Linked DNA regions of Mus musculus: regions 1, 3, 4, 5, 6 and 7 are each linked to region 2. Evidence: chromatin loops called from intact Hi-C (ENCODE). Cell type or tissue: heart. All regions are shown on one strand.

Region 1 (4,000 bases), 120 kb before region 2:
TTCTATCTTTCTAGAAGTTAATAGGAAAACCCCAGCATGCCCATGTGGTTTTGTTTTTTTTACTTCCCAAAAAAACAACCTCCAGGATTCTGAACAAACATACAACTGTATGAGAAGGGTGATGGTGACAACTAGGTATATACAAATTATCCAAAAATGTCTAATAAATGGGAAAGAGCTTGTGTGAAAAGAACTGTCATACCCGAGAAGTCACTTCTCACATCTTCTTCTCATGGGTAGAACAACTCTGACAAAGTTCATTGTGTATATGAGTGCATTCAGAAGTCAGAGGACAATCTTGGGTGTCTCTCCTCAGTTGCTATATACCTTGTTCTGTGAAACAGTGTCCATCCCTGACTTATAACTCTCCAGGTAGATGAGGCTGACTGGCCAGTGGGGTCCTGGGCTCTGCTCTATCTGCCTTCCCAGATGGGATACAAGAGTTGAATATCACCACACCTGGTTTTTCTATGTGGGCTACAAGGATTCAGTCTGAGGTCCTTGGGTCTGCATGGCAAGCTCTCTGCCAACGGAGCCATCTCTCCAGCCCATTTATTATTAATTTTTTCATCGTAGTTGTACAGTATGTCATGTGTCTAGGGATGAGTATTACAGCCAGAAAGGCTTCTGGAATTCAATGGTCTTTGGCAGTTGCGGCGATGGATGTGTTTTTCATATAAAGATTAATTGGAGTCTGAAATGTTTAAGGAAGCTAACAATTATTGAGTGCTTGTTTTGTATCCAGGAACTATGCTATGAGTATCTGCATATATTATGTCATGGAGTCTTCATTTCCCACTTCTTAGTTGAATATTGATTTTATTAGTATGGTATAAAATGTTGCCTGTGTAGTTTATACTTGAAGCAAAGTCTCTTTAGTAGCTCTTAAGGAACCATTGCCATAAATTAGTAGGATTTGTTCTCAAAGCAAACAAACAAGAGCATATGGTAGAGTTAGAGGAGTGAGAGGACTCACAAGGCAACCTCATGAACTTGGAACTAAGCAATCACTAGAGTTATTCATCTGTATTTCTAGACTTCTTACTTATCCAGGGTCCTTATGATAAATAGCACATTAGTAGCCTGGTAATTCCATATACCCCCCACAGCTCACAAAGTGTGGGCATGCTGCTTGCTTTGACTAATAAATATGAGCAGATTTGTTGACAGCAGTCAACAATTCAGGCAGAAGCTTCTAGTGCTATTACCTGTTGGCCACGAGCAACATCCCAGAGGATGGTAGCTCTGTCAGTCTGAGTTGTAAGTGGCGATAGTGAAGTCAAACTCATCAACAACACAATATACCAGGAGTCAAAAATAAACCTCGTTCTAAACCTCCCATGCTTTGGTAAAGGTTTGTAAACGTAGCAGCACCCAGATTAGTCTGACTAATAGAAGTACCACCCATATAGGAAAATGGAAACAAAACGTCTTCACTAAATGCAGCCCCTCTCTGGTCTTAGAAGTTTAGTCTGCAGGTTGAATTGGTCACCCTTTCTATTTGTACATGGTTCTGCTACTTTCTGCTTGTAAAAACTTGATGATTTAGCCTGAGTTCTTCATCTGGAAGACAGGTTAAGCATAACACCTTACAAAGCCTCACTTACAGGTGAGTTAAAATAATGTACTGAGGTATTTAGCACAGATGGCTCACTTAGAAATGGTTCTGCAATGACCCCTAACTTCTTCCTGTTTAGCAGTCTAATTACTGACTTACAGGAGTGTTTTTGTTTGGAAGTTGGGGGAAGAGAAAAAAAAAAACTCAGGCAGGGAGAGAGAAAAGCTTAGGGGGGATACAACATACCATCAGGGATAAAGAGAAAGTCCTGAGGACCAAAGGTTAGCGAGGAGCCCAGTTTGTTCAGTGACAGACAGGAAAAAGAATGTCCTTTAAAAGGGCCTAGGTTCTAGGCTGGAAAGAGGAAAGGGGCAACAGATAAGAACCCCACCTCTCCAGTGACCCAGTTAGCAAGACCTGTTCCAACTGCCTTTATCCCTTCCTCATGTGTTTCTAAGATAATAGTTTAACTTGAGATCAGAAAGCAGAGATGGAACTTTCTAAACGGAGAGGGGCCCAAAGAGTCACTAAGTCAGCTGATGCCAGGGACCATCCGCAGACAGATTTGAGTCTTCAGCGACAGGCCTAGCTAGGAGGGCACGGCTCCATCCTTCAGTAATAAACCTTTTCTTTTATAGAATTTATGGCCGTGTGTTCTGAAAAGTTTACCAGCAGGTGGCATTCCTGGTCAACTCTGGAAATTGAGACCCTAAGACTCCCTGTTAGCGGGTAAAGGGCCTAGTCCAGAGCTGGTGTCTACTTTGCTAGAGGGTGAATTCAAGTGGGAATCAGGATAGGAGAACAGGCAGGAGAGGTATCCTGTGCTGGAGAATTGAGTGGGAAGGAGAGCCAGTCACTAGAGGAGGCTGGGGATCTGGCTAAGTGTGTAGCTTTCACATAAAGATGATGCATTGTTTGTCTCAGCCTTTCCATTGTTTGGGACTAGGGAAGTCACTGATAATCCAAAGATAGTACTCATAGAATTTGGGAAAAACAATGGTAGATAGACTCTGGTTTCTTGCCTTATAATCTTTATGTATGCCTATTGATTCAGTCCTGACTCAACTGTAAGGGACTCTGATACTTGTGATTTGGATCACTAGATACCAAGAATTCCTCCTTTGGCCTTCTCCCCTTCCTCCTGGAGAAAACTTAACACATATTTTCTTCTGGGAAAGGCTTGGATACTGTTGCCTCTCAGATCTCATTCTTTATTCAATAGCAAAGAGTGCATCTTTCTGAAGTTTCCCTGTTTTAACTCTGTCTTCCTCTACTATAAGTTGGGGTACTAGGCTCCACCTTATTTAGGGGTGCCATGACTTGCTGACACAGTGTATTTTAAGTTCCAAGACAACATCTGGCATATGCCACCCTCCAATAAAAGGTTCCTTTTCCTTCAGCAAGCTGGGTGGTTCATATTTCACTATTGCCACAGTAATCCTGGGGGTTCTTGCTCCAGAAGGAAGGAAGGAAGGAAGGAAGGAAGGAAGGAAGGAAGGAAGGAAGGAAGGAAGGAAGGAAGGAAGTTTCGTGTGAGGTTATCAAAGAATTTGCCAAAAAGAAATAACTTTTTTCTGACTTTGCCAAACTGGCATGTTCAACAGACTGTCCTGTTCATTGTTTATGAGTACCATCTCCCATCTTCCAGCTTCTGAACGATCCTTTGAACTCTGGCTCTTTCAGAGTCAAGCCTCTAAACCCTCCATTGATCCTACATAGGGATGGCTAAAAGAATTTGTGAAAATGAGCCCAATACACATATGTCCTATGCTAGTTGTATTTTTTGCAAGTCAAATAGAAAGATACAAATCTTAGCCTAGGCTTGGGAAGATATCAGACAGGGTGCACTTCTTATTTGTAGGTCCTCAGGACTTGCAAGTCCTGACAGGGCACACTGGGGTGCCGCTCTGACATCCTACCACATCATATTTAGAGCCCAGTGTGGTCACCACAAGGTTGAAACAGCATCCACTTCAGATTCAACCCTAGGCTATAAAATAATCAGCAGGCACTGAACATGAATTGGTGATTCATTTTCTAGCCTCGAGGACTGGGAAAGGCTGAGTACCTCCGACTTTTTCACAGCCTTCCCAGCCTCCAGAACTGGTTTTAAAGACGTTTGCGAACCAGAGGGTCAAACTCAACATACTTCATGGTGTGGGCTCTTGTATCTCCTGGTCCCTTTGAAAAGTTCATGTCATCAGTACTACAGGGAATCCTATGTCTCAGGTTTTCTTGCCAATTGGTTTTCAGGTGGCTTTCTTTTTTTCCTTTTTTTTTTTTTTTTCTTTTTGGTTTTTTCGAGACAGGGTTTCTCTGCATAGCCCTGGCTGTCCTGGAACTCACTTTGTAGACCAGGCTGGCCTCGAACTCAGAAATCCGCCTGTCTCTGCCTCCCAAGTGCTGGGATCAAAGGCGTGCGTCATCACACCCAGCATTCAG
Region 2 (4,000 bases):
TCTGACTATTGTGCTTTCTGGGCGCTGTGCTGTGCTGTGCAATGCTTTGTGCTGTGCCACGTTATACTGTGCCACTGTACTGGCATGTCCTGCCATATAGTTATGCTGTGCCGTGCTGAGCCGTGATGCTCTGCAGTACACAGCACAGGTGACTGAACCCTCCATTGCTTCATCTCAAGGGCTGCTTTGAGGACTGAACACGTCATCCCATGAGATACTGCACCCCATCAGTGCCAACACAGCGAATCACTTGGGTTTATCACCCCAGTCACCCTTAAAGGATAATTGACTTTTAACTTATGTCCCAGTCGATGTCCCGATCAAAGCAAACTGAATTTCAGTGCACCGTAATTGCCATTAGCTGTGCTGTGGCCACACTCTGAGGTGAACTATCGGTTTCCGTGTGGGGGTGGGGAGCAATTTCCTGAAGTGATTGCCATGAATTTCAAGCTGGGGAGTGGTCTTTATTAGCAGGGAGGGTGAGCTAGCAACGAAGCAGGGGTCAATAATTCCTGGGGAAATGTCCATTTTCTTTGTAGATTCCAGGTGTAAATGTAAAGATGAAGGGGACCTTGAACTATGGGCACTGTGCCTGTTTAGGAGAGAAAGCAAGAGGTACAGCAGGAAGGGTCTGAGGGAGAGCTCAGGCCAGGAAAAATCCCACTGGAGACGAATATCCATGGTCATTCTGAAATTAGAGAATGCTTCTACAGTTGCCTGTCTGGAAAAGGAATCTAACAGATATGGGAACTGTGTGCCACAAAAATAGCTAGCTGCAAAGATGTGCTCATCGTGAGAGCATCCACTCTGGAGACTTGGATCCACAGTTTCACCTTTTGCGTGTGCAATGCCTGTTGGTTATAAATAACTCTCCCCTCGAGCCTTCTACTTGAGCGGTGTATTTGCATAAAGCCACAGCTTCAGAAGACTTCTGACACCTTTCTTTTAAAAAAGAAAGGAAGGAAGAAAGAAAATGAACTTGTTCATTTTCAGAAAGCGAAGGTTGGCTGAGAGTCGCAGAAAACGAGCCATTCCCTGGTTCCCTGGCCTTTCTGCTGGAGCCTTATCCCCAGCTCCTCTGTGTTCCGTAGAGAGGGGTCACCTTCAAAGGTCATGTTGTACTGTTGGGCATATTAATAATATGTCTTTAATGTAGTTGCTAACATTGTTAGTGGTGCGTGTATGTGCGCATGCGCGTGGCGAATATTACAGAGGAGGGAAAGAGAAGACAGGGAGAAAGAAGAAAAAGTAAATAGTAGAACACATCTGAATTGAAAGCAGAAGGATGGATTGTTTAGGGCCAAGAGAGAGCAGGGTGGAGGGGGAGGGGAGAAGAGAAGGTCTGGGTGGAGAGTTGGAGGAAAGGGGCTCTGGCATCCCCAGAGGCCACCAGGCAGAGAATTTGGTAACACTGGTGTCCCTCTTTGTGGGTCAGGTTTTCTGGACTGAGATCCAATGTCTCCACCACATGTGGAGAGCATGCATACATAACATTGATCTTAGAGGAAAGGGATGTATCACAAAACACAATGTGCTAAAGAGAGGAGACCTGCTAGGTTCTTCACAGCTCCTGCCCAGAGCCTCCTTCCTGTTGATCCTAGAAAGCCATATTCTATCTCGGGGAACTGCTGTAACTGCTTGAAGGAACGTCTTTCCCAGGGGGAAAGGGGACGACAAATCCGTTCACTGAAGAAATCGGTGTTTCTTCTCAACATCAAACTTGGATGTGATTTCTGCTAAAATGTCAAAAGGACAAACACTGGAAACAGAAACCAAATTGATGTGGGTTTGTGAGCAAAACAGTCTTAGTGGTGGTAGATGAGGTGTCACCGCAAGGGGCAAGTGTGGGCTGGGAGAGAGAGAGAGAGAGAGAGAGAGAGAGAGAGAGAGAGAGAGAGAGAGAGAGAGAGAGAGAGAGAGAGAGGGAGAGGGAGGGAGGGGGGGAGGGAGAAAGAGAGAGAGAGAGAGGGAGGGAGGGAGGGAGGGAGGGAGGGAGGGAGGGAGAAAGAGAGAGAGAGAGAGAGAGAGAGAGAGAGAGAGAGAGAGAGAGAGAGAGAGAGAGAGAGAGAGAGAGAGAGAGAATTTGAGAGTTCATGGTACTTGTCTAGATTGAAAGTGGGCAAGGATACACCAATTCCAAACCTCGGGCTAGAACCCACCTCGGGGCTCTTTCCTTGGGAATTTAGAAAAGCGCGCCCTCTTGTGGGCATTTGGGAAACTGCCACTTCAATCTTTATTGGGCATGTGTCTGATAGAGTGTGTGTGTTTTGTGTGTGTTTGTGTGTTTGTGTATGTGTGTTTGTGTTGGGGGAGGGTTGAACAGTCCTAGACTCGAGCATAAGCTGTGCATATCTTTAATTAAACATTTTAAAATAAAGATGCATATATTCACCTCACTATCATTTAAAAGGGGAGAGGTGTTCAGGGGGAAAGAAATACCATAAACTTACGCGATGACTTCTTCATGTCTAGTCTCCTGGTATGAGCTTAAAACACAGCGTTAAACGAATCAGAGTACAAAGGATAAATGATAGCAAAAGTAAAATATTTTTTAACAGCATAAAGCCACTGAGTAAAATGGCCAGGTTTCTCATTTTATTAATACAAAAAAAAAAAAAAATGACACGGGGTGTAAGGATCGCTGGATGGAAAAATGATGTATTACATGAAACCTAAATTTAGATGCTCCCGAGTGGAGCTTGATTCAGTCTTGTGTACTCCTCATAGTTTCTGACACCTCGGTTTTCAAAATGTGGGTTAGAACACCTGCAGTCAAAGACTCACTAAATACAGACGTGATTCCATTTTTAACCCTCTTTCTATCCCGAATCTACCAAGAAGAAAGTTTCAATCTGACCCTGGTTGTTTTGAACACCTCCCCCCCATCTTGCTTCTCCCTTTACTAACAAAGGGACAGAAGACCTCAAACCCAAAGTTTTTAGAGGTGGTAGTTTCTAGCCAGAATTCAATAACAAGGTTTTATATTATTAATATTAATGTTTAACATTATTATAATTTACAAGGCTTGTTTTAGGCATCTGATTTTAAGAACTCCTATTTAAGAGAAGGGATGCTGCATTTAGAATAAACACATTATTATTTTCTAGGAACTAATTTATTTTATTTTTAAAGTTAGTATACAAAGTAGTGGGCTTCACTATGGGTTTTCTCTACTAGACATCATTACAATTTGTTCTTATTCGCCTCCCTCTGGCCTCTCTGCCCACATCTGCTCCTCTCTTGGCCTTAAATAGCTTTTTCTTCCACTTTCATGTCACATGCTTTCCATTGGTCTCTTCCCTCTTCTTTCAGATCTTCTCTTCCTCTCCCTTTCTTGTTTCATCACACACACACACACACACACACACACACACACACACAGAGAGAGAGACACACACACTTAAATCCAGAGTCTGCCTATGAGAAAAAAGAAGTATGTATTTTATGCCTTTCTTAATTTGACCTTAAATAATTTGAAATTGAATATTAAGTATACATACCCAAGTCTCAAAAGAACAATATATATGTATGTATATGAATGCTATATACATAGCATTCATAGTTTCATGAAACTATGAATGTTTAATAGTTAGGACAGCACATGGATGAAGTGTGGAAGTGTAGCAGTTGAGTGTCATGCCGCATGACATGTTATTGTGTTGGGAAAGCAAATGCAGTTACAAGACAAATGCTGATAACAAAGGCCACGGATGTTTAAAAAAAATAGCACCCTGTAAATAGGTTAATTACATTCTAGATAGGTTAGATCTCTGTTAGTCTCACTAATGTTTGGAATCAGTCTTTGGAAGGATCTAGAGATGTTTTAACAAGCTGGAATTGAGTTAGGGGTTGAAGCACAAGCTCATTTCCAAGTTGGAACACAACAAGTGCTATTCCAGGCATGGGTAAGGTGAGTTCCAGGGGTTGGGATGATATAGGAGATGAGGCTGTCACCACGGTCACAGTGTCCCTTTCTCCTCTCTCTCCTTGGCAGCTTCCT
Region 3 (4,000 bases), 450 kb before region 2:
TCTGTCTCTCAAGGGACTATCAAGTCCTTGAGGGCAGGCGCCATGCCTGAATTATCTCAACAACAACAACAACAACAATAACTGAAGTAAATAAATAGTTACTGAGTTTCCTTTATATGCTAGCCTTGTGCTAGCCATTCTGTGGGTATTACCTTATTAAAGTAGGGGCTCTCACCTTCCCAATGCTGTGATCCTTTAATACAGTTCCTCATGCTGTGGTGACCCTCAACCATAAAATTATCCTCATTGCTACTTTGTAACTGTAATTTTGCTACTGTTACGAAGCATAATGCAAATATGTGATATGCAGGATAGCTGAGATGAAAGGGTTGAGGACTGGAGAGATGGGTCAGTGGTTAAGAGCCCCAACTACTCTCCCAGAGGTCCTGAGTTCAATTCCCAACAACCACATGGTGGCTCACAACCCTGTGTAATGGGATTTGATATGTCTGAAGACAACTACAGTGTACTCATACATATACAATAAATAAATCTTTGGGTCAACAATATGAAGTAACCAGTACCCACCAGAACTGTGTCTCTAGTTGCATATGTAGCAGAGGATGGCCTAGTCGGCCATCAATGGGAGGAGAGGCCCTTGGTCTTTCGAAGATCATATGCCCCAGTACAGGGGAACGCCAGGACCAGGAAGCAATAGTGGGTGGGTAGGGTAACAGGGCTGGGGGAGGGTACAGGGGACTTTCAGGATAGCATTTGAAATGTAAATGAAGAAAATATCTAATAAAAAAAGAGAGGGTTGAGACCCACAGTTTGAGCACTGTGGGATTAAATCCTCAACATATTTTATCAAAGGAGCTGCTATCATCAGTCCCATTGGCCTCTTAAGGGGGATAAACAGCTTGTCCACGAACACAGCCAGCACAGAGCAGAGATCTCATCCATCCAATCTTTGCTCTTCTTGGACCATGTGTTATTTTGCTTGTGTATCCAGTTGATGTTTAATAAGTATTTATTGAACAGAGAATTGCATACAACAAAAGAGGTTTTTTGGTTTTCAGAACAGAGAACTGGGAACAATTCTCCCTGAAGAGGTGGACCAAACTGAACATGAAAAGGGTCTACTTGATTCCCCAACACAGCTGGTTGAAAGTAACGCCATTTTCTGTTCTACAAACAACCATGTTCTATAGCAGCATGAACACTCTTCTCCCTCTCTCCCTCCTCTCCTTCCTCTCCTTCTCCCTCTTTTTTCCTCACCCCCTCTGTGTGTGTGTGTGTGTGTGTGTGTGTGTGTGTGTGTTAGTGATGACCCCCACCTCCAAGGGAACTCTGTCACCTTCCTGGGACTTCATTTACAAACCGGAGTGACAATTTCTTTACACTTCCTTCTGGCAATGGGAGAAATATCATTTCCCCTTGAGAGATATAAACTACACGTCAGACGCTCTGAAGAAGAGCAGAAAAGAACCTTCATATTTAATATTTATTGAATCCTACTTAACCCAGCATTTCCCAACCCCTTTGCCTTACATAATAATGCTCATAACTAATTCCACACTTTGTCTTTTTTATGTGGCTGGGTGCTTTTGAAGAGGCACTTTCCAGTATCCTGTATGCTCAGGAGATAACCACGGGACGTGGCTTCCAGTTGTTCCTCAGGGATCAAAGCTGCAACTATGATTATGAAATCCTGAGATTTGTTAGAAAGGTTTAAAGGTTCGGCAAATTTACAGGTCATGGCTAGTTTCCTGAAATGGACCACAGGGGGCGCTAGTGGACTGTCATAATGACTGCCACACTCCAGACTTGGCAAGGAAGGGCCAGGCTGGAGCTGTGGCAACCAGGGGCACTTGAGCAGATCCTTTCTCAACTGAATGGAAAGCTACTGAGAACTTGCTCCTATCCCTTTTGGATTTCTGTTTCTTCTGGATGGGTGGTGGTGGTGGTGGTGGTGGTGGAAGAAAGGGACAGAATTCAGAAAAGAAATCTTTTGCCCTTATCCTCAGAGATCAGGTGGGGGGTGGAATCCCATAAAGCAAGACTTTTCATCTACATATCAGTGGCTTGTGCTCACTTTGAGCCAGCTGTGGTTGACCATGGAAGGCCTTATTTTTTTCTTTATAAATTCTTTTATTATAAATTAAAAAGGAGGGCGCAGGGTGTGGTATGCACGACTCTAAACCTGGCAGTCAGAAGGCTAAGGCAGGAAGATGGGGAATTCAAGTCTAGCCTGGGCTACATATTGCTATCCATACAGGGGAGAGACAGATGTCTTTAGAATATACATTTGTTTAAATTAAAAAAAACCCTTAATGTTCTATAACTTTGCTGCTTTTAATGATCTGGCAGGCTATAAGGGGCTTTGGTGCAAAATGGACATACATATCTTTTTATCATCTTTGTCATGTGGCACATATTAATGAAGGCAGCCCAACTTAAACACAATTAACTCATGGAGTGACTTTCCCCCTTTTGGGTGCTAGGGACTTAACTCAGGGTCTTGTGTATACAGGCAAAGTCTCTACCACTGAGTTAACATTCAAGTCCTTCGGAAATACTTAGCAGGCTATTGGTTTCTTTCTGTGTATGTCCTGTCTTCCCAACCAATACTCCCTGAATGTAAGGGTTCCATTTAGGAAGACTCCTTCACAAAAGCCTTTTAAAAGCTTGCCCTCAGAAGAAAGTATAAATGGGAATTGGACGGTAGCCCACAGGCAGAGGCAGAGGCTATGTTCCCACAGAGATAGTCTGTACATGGCTGGTTCAGAGAACTTTTGAGTTTAGAGGATTTTCAACATTCAGTTAACAGCATCATTTCTTTGTATATAGAAAGTGACCAAGGCTCTCAAGTGAGGCTGCTCAGTACCAGCCCTTCCAGTGCTCGAGGTTCTGACTCCTGTTCTTAAACAGGGTGCAACCTCCCAGTACTACAATCGACCTAGTCCTGGGTGTTCCAGAGATTCCAGATGTTAATCTTCACCAGCAGCGAGGGGTGTGAAGCATCACATCACACCCACCAGGGCTCCACTACCCTGTGAAACAACTTGTTTGGACAATTTCATCTTTGTCCGAATGGGAGCAGAAGAGGAAGCCGACGCGGAACACCGAGCTCAGTTGAGGATCTCTGACCAGTCACTACCCCGCTCCTCTCGCAGGGATGCTGGGAAGAACTTGGACGTGACAGAGGAGACAGTTTACACTCTTGGAAAGTTACTGGTGCCTTAGAATTCCAGGAAGTGCTGAATCATAGAGTCACAGACTAGGAAAAGCTTCATAAGAAAAAGATGAAATGAGTATCCGCCGAACACCTTCCATAAAGTGGGGTATATTTTACTTCAACCTCAGTCGCTCCGCTCTGGGTGAGGAAACCGAGAACCACAGTGGAGTAGAAACTTGGCCCCAGTTACTGAACCCGTAAGCTCAGATTTGGACTAGGTTGTCAAATGATGGAGTCATTGCTGGGAACTATTATTATATCAAGGGGTCCTATTTTCACTTTCTGGTTCCAACCGCAGGTAACACAGCACACACTTGTGCGCGATGCCCTCGTCTTTCTTCAGAGCCTTCACTAATAGCAAAGTTCTCAAAGTCACTTGTGAATGTCAAGTTCTCCCTAGGATCTAACTGCAGTCCCTTCAGAGGCACTGCCCTCAGGGGACACGGAAAATGGCTGTAACAGTCCCAGCAGCAGCTTCCCTGACTGGGTTCCAAATTGCTTCTGTTAAAAGAATTGCCAATTCAAAACACATGCGCTGTCTTCAAGCTGGGCCCCACCCCAGATGCTAGGCTTGTTTGAGCCCCTTTCAGGCTTAGCCTGGATACCAGTCCCAATCAAGCCTGGGGACCTAGACAGACAGCAATCAAGATGGAGAAAGGCTCCTCTTCCCCTCTCACACTCCAGCCAAGCCTCAGCTGGGTCTGCTTTCTAAAGCATTTTCTAGGACTAACATTTTATGTAAACACACGAAGGGCCTCATCCTGCCAGGGCTTTGCCAGGAATGAGAAAACACCATTTCTTACGTAGAGACTTGCACATTTT
Region 4 (4,000 bases), 290 kb before region 2:
AGAATGATGTGGGGAAATCTGAAGTGTATCTAATACATAGAAATACATGTGTGCTCAGTTATGTTGGACTTTATCAGAATACACCTCTACGAATCATTGGTGAAAGAAGACCTTCATTGTTTTTACATCTATCATCTATATAATGTATACACATGTCTCAACAATTAGTAACGGGAATTCCCTGTAGATCTTCAAAAAATTTTTTTTTCTTGTATTAAAAGCAACATACTTTTAAGTTCAGCTTTGGTTTGTACACATTACTGATAAAGTATCTCTACTGTCACTCCGTATAGTTTGTGGACTAACCTGAAACGTACACATGCCAACAACCACATAATTACTGCCGCCATATGCAATCAGGTTTCCTGAATCTCCACTCTCAAAGGGATTAAATTCTACCACGTGCACATAATCTTCGCAATCCACGGTGTACGCAGCATTTCTTGTAGCATCTTGCTTCATCTTGTATCCCAAAGCTGGAGCAGTTGTAAGAATCAAATAGTTGTTTATTGCCTGTCAGGAAACTGTGGATCACAAACAAAATTTACAAAGTGTTTGTCATTCAACAGAAGAATCATAATGGGGCTTGGTATAGCAATGTCAGAGCCAGCTCAAAAGAGAAGTCTGCTTATATTAACACACACATGAATAAATTTAATACAAATAGAGTCCTAAGATTATTAAGCAATAGAGATGCAGCACTATTTGTAGTTGGAAAGTTGTACTGACACTGTCATATGCAAGAGTACCATAAACGCCGGTACTACCAATAGTCCCTTCTTTGCCTATGAAGAAATTTGCCAAGTTCGTCAACAGGTTGAGGATTTAAAAGATTTAGCATGTGTTGGGCCTACATGCTAGAGAAAACACAAATACACACACCTGCCTATCTCAGGACTATGCTACATTATTTGTTCGAATTATATGACCTTTAACATTCTAATTTGACAGACCACCTGAACTATCAAGGGTCCGATGAACTGGAAAGTCCCACCCCTGCCTAAAGACACATGGAGTCCAAGAGCCTTGAAGGATAATATCAGGTAGCAATAGTTATAACCAACCATTACCCATGCAATAAAATAAGGAGATTAAAAAATACAGGCTCTGGAGTAATGTGTGATACTAACGTTATTAACACCTGTCACAATCCTCAACTAATTTGTCTCGAGACAGGTAGTGTGTACTGTAGAAATAGCATTCTCACGTGCAAATTAATTTTTACTTTGTTGTTAATGAAAAGGAGGCACCCTAGGCTAAGAAAGAACACGTAAAATCCTGAGTTATCTGCTGAGTTTTTTCAGATTAAGTCCCATCTCAGAGAGACTGGACACATGTTACGCGGGACCGGCAGGTGAGAAGACCATAGAGCAGAGAGGTATAAGGCATGCAGGGGACTTGAGGTCCGGATTTGATGGCAACCCCTGACCTCCAGGTCTTTAAAGCCCTGGGTCAATATTCCCAGGGTCCCTGGAGTTGTGTCCCCCACGCGTCGCCCGAGAAAACCCACTCCCACCTCGCGAGGTCACAAGGAAGAGCTCTGGAGAACAGGGAAGCGCCCCTGGGGAAGCAGCACAAGCTGGCGATCCCCGGTCACCGCACTCGATACGCACCTAAAGCAGGGGAGGCGACCTGGGCAAGGCTCTCCCGACCATAGGTGGCCAGGGCGTGCGCCCGCTCTGCTTCCGGGTCGGAGGGCGAGCGCGGCGATTGGTTCCCAGGTCGTGCCGCGAGATTTGAAAGGGACGCCGAGGCGATTCAAACCTCTGCCTTCCGGCGTCCTGGCTGCGCTGCTCCTCCCTCCGCTTGCACCCAGCCTGGGTCACTGGACGAGGTGGGTCTGGTCTCTTCTGTGCCCCCGGGTCGCAGTTCCAGTGGGCATTCGGGCTGCTGCTCTGCGAACGCATCTCGGTGACAGCGACGTGCCAGCCAGTGGCGTTGTCTGCGCAGTGGCTTCGCCCCGACTTCACGGTGTCCCGTGGAAAAAAAGACGCTAGGGCTTCGGCAAGACCGAAACCCATCAAAATCTTCTTTTAGTCCGTTAGATCGGGGATCTGGCACACGACGAGTGCAGGCTTCTCAGATTTTCTGTCGTTGCATCCTTCAGAGGGCCATTCCGGACCAGGCAAGAAGAATAACTGTCACCTGTCATCTTTTAATGGAGATTTGCTAAGTGCTGGCAATAAGGAGGTTGGCTATTTCCTTCACTGGTGCCTTATAATTCTGTTAAGTAGTCCCAATTATGGACGTGGAGAAATTTGTGGTAATCACGAGGTACAGCTAATGCAGGGGTGTGGTGGCAGGGATAGTTAGCTAAGTGTGGTGCTCTCTCACTTTACCTTCCAGCGACAACTACCTGTCTCAGATTTTCTGCTCCAGTGCACTTTGAATCCAGTTTAAAAGCAAGAGTTTATTCCCTCTGACACCTTCTGTTTTGTTCATATCCAGCGTCTCATCGAGTCTTCACAACAGGCTGGGAGGTAGAACAGAGGGGGCGGCATAGTCCTGATTGCTTTGTGACCATTCTTATACCTGGGCAGCCAGATCTAAAGTTAGGTAACCCTGGAAAAGCTGGAACTACAGTGGATATTGGCATGCCAGCCCAGATGCCTGTTGGTGAATAGCCAGATCTAGAACTAAACATGGTTTTACATGTTTAAATGGTTGATGGAAAAAAAAAATATTTCAGGCAAACTAATCATATCACCCATAGCTCATGCTTTTGTGTCTTCTTCAATTTTGTTTTTTAAGAGATAAATAGGAGATAACCTAGGTGCTCATCAGAGAATTGTGAGTGAGGCCTGGGGAGGTGGCTCACTGGATAAAGCGCCTGGACAGCTATGAGGACTGGAATCCAAATCCCCAGGGCTAACGGAGACACTGGTGTAGTAGTCTGCTTGCAACCCCAGTGTGCTAGAGGTGTAGACAAGTGATGCCGGGGCAAGTCAACAAGGTGGAGAGCAGTGGAGAAGACACTCAGTGTCAACCTTGGGCCTCCATACACATGTGCTTACATAAAGGCGAACATATACACACAGCAGACTTGTAAAAAGAGACACAGAGAAGACTGGAAGTAGAGAGGGGACTGATTCCATAGCATGGCTGCCTAGAATACAGACACATCTAGGCTTATTTTGAAAGGGTTCTGTATGCATGCAGAAGTTAGGGAAAACTTAGAAATCTTGAATTTATGCTTTTTTGGCTATTTACTAGCTTCGTGTCATTGAACATTATTTTCTTCATGTGTCAAAACCAGACATTTGTAGACTGACATCATCAGGACACAGGAGATGGAACAAAGTAATTAATATTAAATGGAAAGTATTTGGCACTAAGAAGCTTCATTTGTTCGTTGGCTTATTATCAGTTTGCTGTGTAACAAAACATCAAAAACCATAGTCACTGTACAATAGCAACCGAGTATTTGCTTTGAATCTGTGGGTCGGCAGTTTGGGCTGGTTAAGTTATTGATTCCTCTGCTAGCCTTGAGCAGATGACTGGTGCTGCCGGCTCACCTTCCATGTTGATGGGGTCTCCCCAGGATAAGCTGCCTCTTTCATGGCTGTGAGTTGTATCAGTTGGCAGCAGGAATACCTTACTTCTCTTTGCATGCTTTCTTCAGCACCTTACCCGGGCTTGGGAGTTAGGTCTCCCCAGAGGGGTCATTTGCTAGGAGGAGCAGGAAAGTCAACATTGAGGTGTAGCTGCAGGTGGGAACCACTGTAGCAAAAGGATCAAGGTAGTGTTAGTGAAGGGAAAAGGCATGTGAAGTAGATTGAGGGAGACCAAGCCCAGGCTTCTCAATGTCCTCAGAGAGTCATGCTTAGTTCTCCCAGACACAGGCTGTGACAGTCATGGGGAATGTTGTCTATTGAGGAAAGTTATTAGAAACTCTGCCAGAGTTTTTACTGGGGAGTAGACTCATAGGCATGCCCTGTCCAACATGTACCAAAAGAGACCAGAGTCAAGGAAATTAGGTGTTCATCATAAAACACATATG
Region 5 (4,000 bases), 260 kb before region 2:
TTGATGTAATGACTCTACTATTACTAGTATTGTCTTCTATTTTCTTTTTCTGAATGTATTTAAAAATCTGGCTTGTTCTTTTTTTTTGACTTCAGTAAGGTTTAGGGAGGAAGCAAGATAAATGCATACATTCAGTCTAATAAATCAGTTAAAATTCTTGTGGACTGTATGGTTGGGAAAATAGACCAAATGGTTAGAAATGCATTTCTTTTATAGGCAACCTTGTATGAGATAATATATTTCTTCAGTTTAGCAGCCATTTATTTAAAGCATTCATGAATAATTACCCCATTTTCTGGGGAAGACACTAAAGAAGTGGGTATCTAAATAATGTCTTCAAGTGGGAGTCTACTTAGACAATTTTGTTTTCTTCTTTTTAAACAGTATGTTAATCTTATAATTCAAAATAGCAAGATTACTAATGACTAGGTGGAAAAGATACAGTGAGAAGGACCTACTTGGCCTGCTTTGTTGGTGCTTGATGAGGATGTCAGGAAAGCATGCCTAGACAAAGGTCGCAATTGAGCTTAATCTAAAGGATAAACTTGCAGTGAGCCAGATGTGGGGAAGCCGCTAGCTGAGTGAACGTTTACTCTATAGTTACGCATTTCATCTTACACTTTTATTCTTTTTCTTGATTTGGACTTTATCCATCGTCTATCAGGATAGTAAGAAAACCTCAGCCAGCTTCTGTTCCCGTTCCTTCTGCATCTTTTTGCTCAGACTCATGAAAAGTGCTCTTCTTTATTTCCCCTTCTCTGTTGGCAGGCTTGACTCATTTCTTCCTGGGCAGCAAGTGTAAGAGTTTGTTGGTTGCCTTCACTGTCAGCACTGGACTGTACCGGCCATTGCAGTCTCTGGCACAGAGTAGAGCACAGTTCCTGTGTACTCTGCAGTGTCTCACACTTCTCTCCTTCCTACCCTTCTGTCAGTGCTCTTCCGGGATCTGGCCTTGGTTACCATCGGGAGGGTTTGACTCCTCATGTTTGGTCACTTGTTCGAGCGTCTTCTCATAGCTCCTGTGGCTCCAGCTACCCAAGTTTAAGTCTTACACATCTCTAAGTCTGCCTTAACTTGACTCTTACTTATTTGTTTGTTTATTTATATTTATTTATTTTTACCATGTTTGCATCTCATGACTCTATCCCTGTAGCTACAGCAGGTCGGGGTTTTGCTGTCCTGTTGAGTCCCATCCTTTTTTCTCTGGGCCTTTTCCCTGTCTGAGTTGCTCATCCTGCCTCCGGTTCTATACTGCGCAGTCCTCTTAGTGCACTGAGGTCAGGCAGACTGATCTTTCTGAATGGTTTTGATAGTTCAGGATTCCATACTAGGCACAGGAGAGACCTCAGGAACTGTGGTCAGCATGTACAGTGTGTATAATCTAACTCCCACCTCTCACTCTGGTTTCCGTCTCCTCTTGGTTCCTTCACCTTACAACTTAAGACATAAAGATAGACTTAATTCTTGTATCAGAGGGTAAGTTTGTGCTTGCCTTATAAAGGAAGCAGTATATGGTCTTTTATTCCAAGGAAGAATGAAGATGTGTAGATAGGATGTGTGTGTGTGGGGGGGTGCAGAGAAGAAAATGCCATTGGACAATCATTGTCCTCTGCCCACTCTTCATGGAGTCATTTTAGCTAAGCTGGCTGCATTTCTGAACTTTGCCAGTAGATGCCACCAGAAAATGCATGCTATACTTTTACCTGAAAAATGCCTTGGAAGCTCCAGTTTATATAAATTAATTAGGTTCTATTGTTAAGAATTTAAAAATGTACTTTTGGCTTACCACACAGCTTTTTAATGAATACCTATGTTATATATTAGGCTAAATATGTGGTTACAGAATATTAATTTGGATGCAAATTACCTGTCTCATGTATTGTTAATTATTGTTTTGTTTGAAAATACTTCAGAAGAGTTTTTATACTACTTAATGCACCTTTAATCATATTCAATTTTAAAAAACTATTAAAGCAAATAGTTATCAAATTCTTGAATACATAATGGCAGAGCCAGACACACTGTATTCAGTAAAATGCCGAGTAATAACGTAGCTGAAATGTTTGTTCTAGTATTACCTAGGATTTCTGCCAGCCACTTTCCTTTTGAACTGTTGTTTTCATTGCCAGTCTCTGTGTGTTTGCTGCCGGGGATTGTAGTGTGGTGGGGTTGGGAGCTACGGTGTAATTCTCTGATCTAATTCTCCTTTGGATGTTTATTTTAAATTAGCAAGAAGGTATGTTTGGGGAATAAGTCATTCTTCCTTTTACTCTCCACTCATGTGCCCTCTATCCCTTGTCTCATTCTGCTCCCTCAAAAACTTTTGGTGATGGTGTAAAGCCAGCAGAGCCCAGAATGCCTTGACGATTGCGTCCAAGACTTCTGTAGCTTCCAGGTTCTAAAAGCAGCAGCGTGAATGAAGCTACTAGATTACCAATCGACACAAGAGAGTCTAATGGCTGCTTTGTTAGGAAATGTATGAATCAGTCACAGTAGCAGTGTTTAGAATGTTTGCTAGTGACCAACATCTTAACCTTGGCAAGTAGTTGAACTATAAGTCTGGCCAATCTTTTCCTAGAAACAGTTCCGGCAATGAATTACACCATTTTGAGAATTCAGCAATTTTGTTCTTATAGAAGGAATGGGGTAAAATAAATGATAACGTTCTTCCTAAGATGTGAAAATTTTTATTTTTATGATTTACAACTAAGACATTCTTTCATCTTTAATTATCCTTTGAATCTCTATCAATTTTTTAATTAGATATTTTCTTTATTTACATTTCAAATGTTATCCCCTTTCCTAGTTTCTCCTCGTAAAATCCCCCCCCCCCCCCCCCCACAATTCACCCACTACTGCTTCCTGGCCCAGGCATTCCCCGATACTGGGGCATAAAACCTTCACAGGACCAAGGACCTCTCCTCCCATTGATGACTGACTAGGCCATCCTCTGCTACATATGCAGCTAGAGTCCCTCTGTGTGTTTTCTTTGATTGGTGGTTTAGTCCCAGGGAGTTCTGGGGTTACTGGTTAGTTCATATTGTTGTTCCTCCTAGGGGGCTGCAAATCCCTTCAGCTCCTTGGGTACTTTCTCTAGCTCCTTTATTGGGGACCCTGTGCTCTGTCTAATGGATGACTGTGAGCATCCACTTCTGTATTAGTCAGGCACTGGCAGAGCCTCTCAGGAGACAGCTATATCAGGCTCCTGTCAGTAAGTTCTTGTTGGCATCTGCAATAGTGTCTGGGTGTGGTGGTTGTTTATGGGATGGATCCCCAGGTGGGGCAGTTTTTGGATGGTCGTTCCTTCAGTCTCTGCTCCGAACTTTGTAACTCTTTCCATGGGTATTTTGTTCCCCCTTCTAAGAAGGATCCAAGTATCCACATTTTGTTCTTCCTTCTTGAGTTTCATGTGTTTTGCTCAAAATTTTTGTTAGTTTATTTGTAGCTTTAACAAACATGTATAATTAATTGACCTAGCTACTTCAATAAAAGGGATACACTTACCACTTGGAAGACCATTTTTAATTTTTCCCAGGCTAGTAACCTCACCCAGCATTACCTTAATTGGCAGAAGTTCTGTGAATTGTAGCTACTGTGCTAAAATTGCCCATTAGTATTTGCATTATTACTTACAGGGCTCCGTAACATGAGGAATCATGTAGGTACAATATGAATAGCATTTCACGACTATAAGAACAAGTCTAGTGTAGTTAGGGGAAAACAAACCAGAACCAGAATTACACAAACATTATTGACAAGACTTCAGAACTTATAACTATAAAACATTTAGTTTAAAATGTTGATACAATACATACAATAGCTATATATGCATATAGTGTATTCTATAGTAGTCATCCTTAATGGCTCTACATTATGATCAACTAATACTAGTTTTTTTCAAAAGGACTGATTGCACATTTATCAATTCTTGTATATTAATAGTTAACCACCACATCATTAACATACATAAACATGCATCATGTAAAGAAAAATAAATTGC
Region 6 (4,000 bases), 210 kb before region 2:
TCAATGATATGATTTATGCAAGAAATGAAGAAGTTCTTGATTATTTTTATTTATTGCTGCATTCAGAATAAGGGGAGGGGGAGAGTGCCTCTCTTCTTCCAAAGGTGGCCAGTTCCTCTCTAGATGTCAACAGAAACTTAGGTACTTAAATTTAATTCCTGTTTCATTATGCTGGTATTATCCAACCTAAAGCTCAAATTGCCCCATCTTTGGCACTGGAAGAGACTTCACTTGAGCACAAGCTTCCTTGCCAAGGCATGATTCGGACGCCAATCCGTCCTGTACATTTCTTTTCTCTATTTCATCCTGTACAATCCTGTACATTTCTTGCTCTGGGCTTGGAACCTGCCACTTTTTTCAGAAGTCTTGAAGTGAAAATTGAAATTGCAGTGGAACATTTTTGGTTGTTGGGACAAATGCTTATTGAGATGATGATCTTTTCTTTTCTAGGTCTCTGTGGTGGGTAAGAGCATGAAGACTGCTGAGTGAAGCACCTCATGACGTCATTCGGATGCTTCTGGCTGAGAACTCTCCAGGGCACATTCAACCCCTTCCTGAATTTTGTTTTTCCTTTCCCACACCCTGAGAGAAATCCCAATTCTTATCTCTAGAGCTGATATTAAAATGTCTACTAATCACTCATTTTTTTTTCCTTAAATCACAACGTCAAGACATAAACCTACTTCTACTTCGAATGTAGTTACAGAGAAGACTCTGAGAGGTTCTTTTTGTATATGCTTTGTTTCTTGTAGTTGTACGAGAGTTCATAATCTGACCACATAGCCATCTCAAATTACTGGCTTCCCTTGTAATGATCACTTAGACTTCATCTAATATTTTTTTGTTTTTATGTATAGTATAGTATCAGTCTTATTATATCTTAAACATCCATTACTGTCCTTAGTATATTTTGGTTGTATGAAGTAAATTCTCAGCAAGGGCATGCAAGAATATTAATTTATGATCACCTTTGCTGCATTTAAAATGAGCTCACCTTATGTCCTTGAATACCTCAGATGTGACTTTCTCGATTTCTTTTAAAATATTAGATTAAATCCTTTAGCTATGCCTGAAAATGAATCCTTTTTGTTTAGGTGTACTGTGTTATAATTTAATTATTTTGTATTAATTAAGTTACTTACTCTACATCCCTATCTCAGCTTCCCCTCCCTCCTCTCTTCCTATTATACACCCTTATCTGTCATTTTGTTATTCTTTTCTCCCCTCCCAACACTTCCACTCCTCTTTCTCTTCTCCTCAGAAAAGAGGATATCAAACATCCTTTGCATCTCAGGTTGTAGTAACTAGACACATCTTCTGCTGAGGCTAGATAAGGTAGGGGAAAACAATCCAAAGGCAGGGTATATAATCAGAGACATCCCCTGCTCCTGCTTTAGGAGTCCCACATGAAGACCCAGTTACACAATTGTTACATATGGTGCCCAGGGCATAGGTCCATCCCATGCATGATCTCTGATTGGTGGTTAAGTCTTTGTGAGCCCCTTTGTGCTCAGGTTAGTTGATTCTGTAGGTTGGGGTTTTTTTTTTTTTCCCCTGTGGTGTCCTTGACCCCTCTGGGTCTTTCAGTCCTTCCTCGGGATTCCCCAAGCTCTACCTATTTTTGTCTGCGGGTATCTCCATTTGTTTCTATCAGTTGCTAGGTGACACCTCTTTAATGACAGATATGTTAGGCTCCTGTCTGCAAGTTATCATTAATAGTGTCAGGGATGGGTTCCCTCTCGTGGCATGGGTCTCAAGTTGGGCCACTCAATGGTTGGCCATTCCTTCATTATCTGCTCCCTCTTTACCCCTGCACATCTTGTAGGCAGGACAAATTGTAGGCCTCAGGTTTTGTGGCTGGATTGGTGTCCCAATCCCTCCATTGGAAGTTTTGCCTGGTTACAGGAGGTGGCTGGTTCAGGCTCCATATCTCCCATTGCTGGAAGTCTTACCTAGGGTCCTGGGAGTCTCCATGGTCCTAGGTTTCTAGCTTGGCCCAGATTTGCTCCCGCTTACCTCCCATCCTGTTCTCTCTCTCCATCCTTCCCCAACCTCGTCCTTCCTGTTTCCACTCCTGAATCTCACTGAGAAGGTGCAATAGATTCGACATAGAGGGTAGATGGAGGGAGTGGAAAATAAATCTCAAATTAAAGAATAACACAAGAAAAATTATATTTCAGAAACCAATATAATAGTTTGCATTGAAATACTCCCACTATTGTCAGGTGAACACCAGTATGGCAATTGTTATCCATGATCATTGTATCAGAAATTGCAACAAATTCATTAGTAAGAAGCATGTGGTGGCACATGCCCATAATCCCTGCACTTGGGAGGTAGAAGCTGGAAGATCAGGTGTTCAAGGAATTCCTCGGTTGTATCATAAGGTCAGGGCCAGCGTGAGCTACATGAGACAGTACCAGAACCAAAAATAACAGTCAATAATGTAGAGACTCATAACTGTTTAAAGTAGAATAGCTGACTATTGGGTGCTCAGCCCTAAACAGGATATGTGCATCCACCCCTTCAAGGCCCAGGGAATATAGTGGAAGAGGATGGAAGGAATGAAAGAGCTGGAGGATGGGGACCAGTGCTGAAGGATGCTGTCTTCTGCATATGACTTGACCACTGTACTCTTGTGCAGTTGTGCCTACCTGCCGGAGCTCTGTACAAGGTGGACCCATCTAGATTCCATCCTGGATGAGGAGAGGATCGTGAAGCTGCACCCCTCCCTTAGGAGTTATTTGCAGTTAGTCCTTGCTGAGGGGATGCAGAGGGAGAGTATGTCTTTTTGGCAGTGTAGCCGCTGGTAAGTTGCCTATGCTCCATTAAATAATCCATCATCCATGCTCATGGAAGGAACCCTAGTTCAAGTCAGTAGGTCGCACATAAAACACACACACACACACACACACACACACACACACACACACACACACACACAAGAGTGGACTTATCAGGAATGAGAAAGGAAAAAGAGAGGTGTGACTGATGGGTGAATCTGTGCAATCAAAATATATTTATATATGTGTGAGACTATCAAACACTAACAGAGAAAATATAAAACATTTAGAAAGGGCCACAGTTGTCATTTGTACTGATATCATTGTTAGAACTCTGCAAGGGAAAAATAATTCTGAGTAGGGCATTATTAGTAACTAGGAAAACTTCCTTGTTTTTGTGATTGTGTGTGATATACATTTATATGTGTATGTCTACGTATGAGCGATATATATGGTCTTGGCGCATGCTTTTAGCCCCAGCACTTGGGAGGTAGAGGAAGGCAGATCTCTTTGAGTTCAGGGCCAGATTGGTCTACATGGTGAGTTCCAGGACAAACAGGGCTACAGAGATCCTGTCTTAGAAAAACAAAACAAGACAACAACAGTAAATAATAGTAATAATGAATGTATGTACTTGAAGCAATACAATTCTTTGAGTACAGACCTTTGAACTGCTTGGAGAAGGTACATTATAAAAATGAGATATTGTAATTATTTGTGGCACAGACAATAGCATCAACAGTCAAATTAAGGAACAGAGTTTCCAGCACATTTTAGCAACCTTTGGAAGTCAGTATTTCTAGACATTTCTCACGTCACCAGGAAAGTTTTTGTTTTTTGTCTCTCTCTCTCTTTTTCTCAGTAGAGTATGATAATGTACTTAGCTCTGAGCTTCTTATTTTCTAACAATTTGCATCACATTCATCTATGTTGGAAAAATGGAAATAAAAAAATTGAGTCAGCTAAAAAAAAGAAATAAGCTTATATTTAATTTCTATATGTGTGATTATTTAAAGTTGTATACTTAGCAATACTATTTCTCAAGGTAGCATTTGGAGTAAATGTATTTTCTTTATGATCATCTGTATCCTGAACTTTTTAAGATTAAATTCTATTATATAAAAATATGAGCTAAAATTACCTCTGCTACTTTAGTTTTATTAGAATCACAAGAAGCTTGTTTTGTTGTGGAAACGGCTGTTTCAGGTTGATTTGTA
Region 7 (4,000 bases), 260 kb after region 2:
GTGGCATGTATCTTTAGTTCCAGCACTCAGGAAGCAGAGACAAGCAGACCTTTGTGAGTTTTAGGCCAGCCTGGTCTACAGAGAAAGTTCCAGGAAGCTAGGGCCTCACAGAGAAACCCTGTATTGAAAAACAAGAAAGAGAGAAAGAGAGGAAGAGAGGAAGAGAGGAAGAGTGAGGGGGGTGAGGGAAGGAGGAAGGGAGGGAGAGGTAGAGGAGGGAGGGAGGGAGGAAAGAAAGAAAGAAGGGAGGAAGGAAGATATTTACTATCAAGCTATGTGCAATCTAAATGTAAGAAATGATGTAAAATAATTTAAAGAGGATACTGAGTATATAATTGTAACAGAATATTTATAGAAAAAGAATATCCTTGACTTACCATAGAAATGTCTGAAAATTTGAAAACACCAAGCTTGGTACCCAGAGGTCTGACATGCCATACCTATAAAGACCTGTGTGTCACATGTTTGCCACGCTTCCTCTAATTCTGATACTCCAACATCGGTTTGACTCTAGGTCTTATTTTGGAATTTATGAAAGGAAGCAAACATAAACAAATGTCTCCAGGATTCTGTATTTAGCTGCCTACTGAGCTATTCTCTGCTTTCCTAGTCTTACCTCTTTTCTACACCCTCTTCCCCAAGATTTGTCATTTTAATTGGCATGTGAATAACTGGTTTGGTATCATTTGCTTTGAGAACAGAGATGAACATGACAAGTGAGTCCCCAGCAAATCATGTGCTCAAGTGTTTTCTATTCAATTAGATAACAGACCTGAGGGCTAATATCTGTAGCTAATATTCGGAGGATGAGGGACAGAGAAGGATGAAGTTGCAGAAGCAATTTTTGTAGTGCAGTTCTTTCGAGCATCAATGCTGTAAGGCAATCAGAACGATCAAGGAGTTCCCAAGCAAGCACATCTAGGCAGTGCTCTCAGATCTCCCTCTTGGAGTCTCCTTTACCATATGGTGTGTGGTTACAGTGTTACAAACACAAGTCCCGAGGCTAGATGGTTTCTATTTGAAACTCAGTCATTGCTTCTAAGTCTTGTGCCTCTGTTTCTTCATTTGTAGAACAGGACAGAATACTGGTTGTTCCCTTGGGTGTTACCATGGAGATGTGATAGGTCCCCTGCAGGGGAAGCACAAGGCATGCTGGGGATTTTCCATCATCAAATTTATCTTCCAACGGACTCATAAAACATCAAAGGCACACACGTTGGTGGAACACCGTGTGGTGTTGCTGTGCCTGTTTCGTCATGAAATATTCAAATCAGGTTAAACACGTGCCCTCAAGCAATCATGCCTTTATGGTGAAAACATACAAATTCTATCTACTTTTTTACCATGACAGAATATTAAGTGTTCTGGAAAGTCCTGCTTAGCCTGATTAACCCTCAGCTTCTCAACCTCATCTGACTTTAGGGTTGTCTTTTTCATGCGCAGTTCTTTGGAATACTTTTGTAATTTGGGAAACAGATTGTGTTTGAAAGCCAGGGGCTCAAAAGGCAGATAGATGGCTTGGTTCCTCTCAGGTCCTTTTCTGTGTAAGGATATGCTGCCCCCAGCTGGACAGAAAACAGGATGACGCTCACAGGTGAAGTGAGAAAGTGAAACAAACTAACAGCCATGATGCTTTCAGTTCTCCTGTCATTTTTAAAAGAACTCGCAAGGTGTTCTTTATTAAAGCACCAGGTATAAAAGCAGACATCGTGGCCAGAGGGTTCAGCCACACTTAAGGCTCTGGTGAAAGTACAGTGCTTCATAGCTGTGGTCCCTGCATAGAAATCTGTGTACAGATGATAAAGGTTTATGGCAGGGGAGCAGTAAGTATTTGCATTTGCAGAATAAATGGCTGGCCAGTGGTCTCTAGACAAAGAGGGACAGAAAGTTCTGGAAACCCAGGGAACTGGTCTGGGCCCGTGTGACTCTCCAAGTACTCTGACTCTGAACCTTTCCTCTGGGAGGGGTTGGCACTCACTGAAGGAGGAATCAGCTCAATGCTAAATAAAATTGTGAAGATGCAGGGATGCTAGACAGCTAGCTAGCAAATTCTGCTAACAGAAACAGCCAGCCTCAGCAAAGCTACACAGATATTTAATGCATTTTTTTTCATTGAAACAACAGTGTGATGAAGTGGAGATGTACCCACTGCTTCTTCCCAAGAACATCTCTGAGAAGATCCCACCTTTCAAACTTCTCCAACCAGCCTTACTTCCTTTTGTTCCTTATGTCCACCTCTTTTTTATATGGCTGCTAAATATGAGCTTTTTTGTTAAGAGAGTTGGGAATACACACACACTAACACTAGAGAGGATAGACTGGGAGAAATCCCGGGCATTGCTTAGGCAGGAAGCTTTGAGCATCAGCTGGTCTTATCTGTTGCCACTGAGGCAATGGAGAACTCTGAAAGAGGACAAAGAGGAGGGGAATGGGGTAGCTGTTCTGTGAACTCTTTCCCTCCTGAGTCCTGGGTCCTCCCTCCAATCCAGATCACTGTTCCTCCAACAGGTCTTTCACTGCAAGGATAGGACATCTCTCCCATTTACATTTCCTTGGACACTATCTATTTAATCTCTTCCATTTACCCTAATTATGCGAGTGCCCCTACTCCTGCTGAGTCCTGATAGATATTAAAGATGTATTCAGAACCCATTGGCTAAATTCTTGACTTCTACGGGTTGTGGTTTTCCCAGCTGAAAGCTTAGGTTCATACTTCATAGCATCATAGCGAGGCTAAAGTGATTGAATATAAAGATCAGTATATTAAACAAATCTCAATAGAACTAAGCAAGTATTTCATCATTTTATCTCTGCAAAGGGATCGTAGGAGTGCCTCTTCTATCCATGCATGGCCACCCAAGGCTAAGTATGAGAGCCAAGACTCAAACAGGCACCAAAGGTTCATGGAGTTCTCTCGTGAAGAAAGTAATTCTCCTTCCAGGGAAAGCTCTGGATCCAAGGCCATCGTCTAAGGGGTCTGCCTATTCTCTGTAACCCAGTGAGCTTCCAAGAGTCAACCCTTCCCTCCTACGCTCTAGATCTGTGTCACATTTAGCAGGACAGGCTGCCTGAGAAGACCCTCTAATGGTCACTGCACTGAGATCTTTATTACTGTTTCCCAGCCTCATATTCAAAATATTCTAGGCCAGAGGTTCTAAACCTATGGGTCATGACCCCTTTTTGGGTTGCACAACCTTTCACAGGGATTGCCTAAGACCATCGGAAAACACAGATTATTTATTTACATTAAAATTTATAACAGTAGACAAATTACAGTTATGATACAATTTGATGGTTGGGGTCACCACAGCATGAGGAACTGTATTGAAGGGTTGCGGCATCAGAAAAGTTGAGAACCACTGATCTAAGCTAGCATAGTTCCTACCATTGCTTCCAGTCCCCACATGATGAAATTAGGGCTCAACTGTATGACTTAGCTGATGTCACACCATCCATAAGTAGAGTCAGATATTCAACTGACATAGCATGATCTCAGCCTCCACCAATCCTTAACACCACTGCCATATTATCTCAAAATCTAGTAAAAAGATAATGGGGAAAAAGCCATATGATATTCATGCCAGGATGGCTATCGGGGTGGAATTGACTAATCAGCAAAACAATTGATCTGAGGGCCTCAGGCATGTGACATGTATTAGAAATGAAGGAGTATCTTATAGACCACAGGGTCTCAACTCTGACAGGATATGGCTATGGCTGCTTTTCTTTCAAACAAAAACAAAAAACAAAGGCAAAAACAAATCAATAACATACCCTAAACCTGGGCATCAAAGAAAGAAATTCTGGATCAATTGTGGGTGGACTCTTGGCATAGAGTTTTAAATCTCCCATGGAGCCCTAATGAGCAGCAGTGATTAACCAGTGGTGTGCCCTCTCCTTACCCCTGAAGGTGCCTTAGTCACATGGCTTCTTGGAATTCTTTAAGGACTGGGATGTTTATCTTGGCATTTGGTTCGAAACTAATTAGATGGCCTTCACA

What was found. Peaks named below come from ENCODE experiments on the same cell type or tissue, not always from the same donor. Only the 100,000 strongest peaks of a DNase experiment are listed, where the experiment ranks them.
Region 1: a loop joins it to region 2, with 7 times the contacts of the local background. A loop is called at or near these places in 14 of 42 quality-filtered maps.
Region 3: a loop joins it to region 2, with 3 times the contacts of the local background. A loop is called at or near these places in 27 of 42 quality-filtered maps.
Region 4: a loop joins it to region 2, with 2.1 times the contacts of the local background. A loop is called at or near these places in 4 of 42 quality-filtered maps.
Region 5: it touches region 2 in a loop (13-fold over the local background); 11 of 42 quality-filtered maps call a loop at or near these places.
Region 6: it touches region 2 in a loop (2.7-fold over the local background); 3 of 42 quality-filtered maps call a loop at or near these places.
Region 7: a loop joins it to region 2, with 4 times the contacts of the local background. A loop is called at or near these places in 2 of 42 quality-filtered maps.

The regions. Positions count from the first base shown.
Region 1 is chr10:87,969,977-87,973,976 of GRCm38, reverse strand. No RefSeq gene overlaps it. Among named protein-coding and RNA genes, the nearest start is that of Igf1os, 110 kb to the right of the region's middle. In heart, a CTCF peak has its summit at 2,219 (motif pointing right); no DNase peak of the experiment used is centred here.
Region 2 is chr10:87,852,811-87,856,810 of GRCm38, reverse strand. The region is part of intron 1 of Igf1os (a long non-coding RNA gene); the gene reads left to right. Among named protein-coding and RNA genes, the nearest start is that of Igf1, 4.2 kb to the left of the region's middle. In heart, a CTCF peak has its summit at 2,219 (motif pointing left); no DNase peak of the experiment used is centred here; H3K27ac peaks cover 1,359 bases.
Region 3 is chr10:88,302,245-88,306,244 of GRCm38, reverse strand. It overlaps a transcript of Washc3 not described here. Among named protein-coding and RNA genes, the nearest start is that of Gm51779, 33 kb to the left of the region's middle. In heart, a CTCF peak has its summit at 1,717; DNase peaks (open chromatin) are centred at 1,744 and 3,024.
Region 4 is chr10:88,144,686-88,148,685 of GRCm38, reverse strand. Parpbp (PARP1 binding protein) reads left to right here and starts at 1,745. Exons shown (of 11, transcript NM_029249.2): 1 at 1,745-2,190. It overlaps Nup37 (nucleoporin 37), which reads right to left and starts at 1,694. Exons shown (of 10, transcript NM_027191.2): 1 at 1,614-1,694; 2 at 307-524. The coding sequence starts at 462. In heart, a CTCF peak has its summit at 1,718; a DNase peak (open chromatin) is centred at 1,695; H3K4me3 peaks cover 2,487 bases; H3K27ac peaks cover 1,506 bases.
Region 5 is chr10:88,117,584-88,121,583 of GRCm38, reverse strand. The region is part of intron 6 of Parpbp (PARP1 binding protein); the gene reads left to right. Among named protein-coding and RNA genes, the nearest start is that of Gm6653, 16 kb to the left of the region's middle. In heart, a CTCF peak has its summit at 1,661 (motif pointing right); no DNase peak of the experiment used is centred here.
Region 6 is chr10:88,065,150-88,069,149 of GRCm38, reverse strand. Gm30233 (a long non-coding RNA gene) reads left to right here. Exons shown (of 2, transcript XR_871930.1): 2 at 451-1,077. Among named protein-coding and RNA genes, the nearest start is that of Gm30233, 23 kb to the left of the region's middle. In heart, no CTCF peak of the experiment used is centred here; no DNase peak of the experiment used is centred here.
Region 7 is chr10:87,594,438-87,598,437 of GRCm38, reverse strand. No RefSeq gene overlaps it. Among named protein-coding and RNA genes, the nearest start is that of Pah, 75 kb to the right of the region's middle. In heart, a CTCF peak has its summit at 1,572 (motif pointing left); no DNase peak of the experiment used is centred here.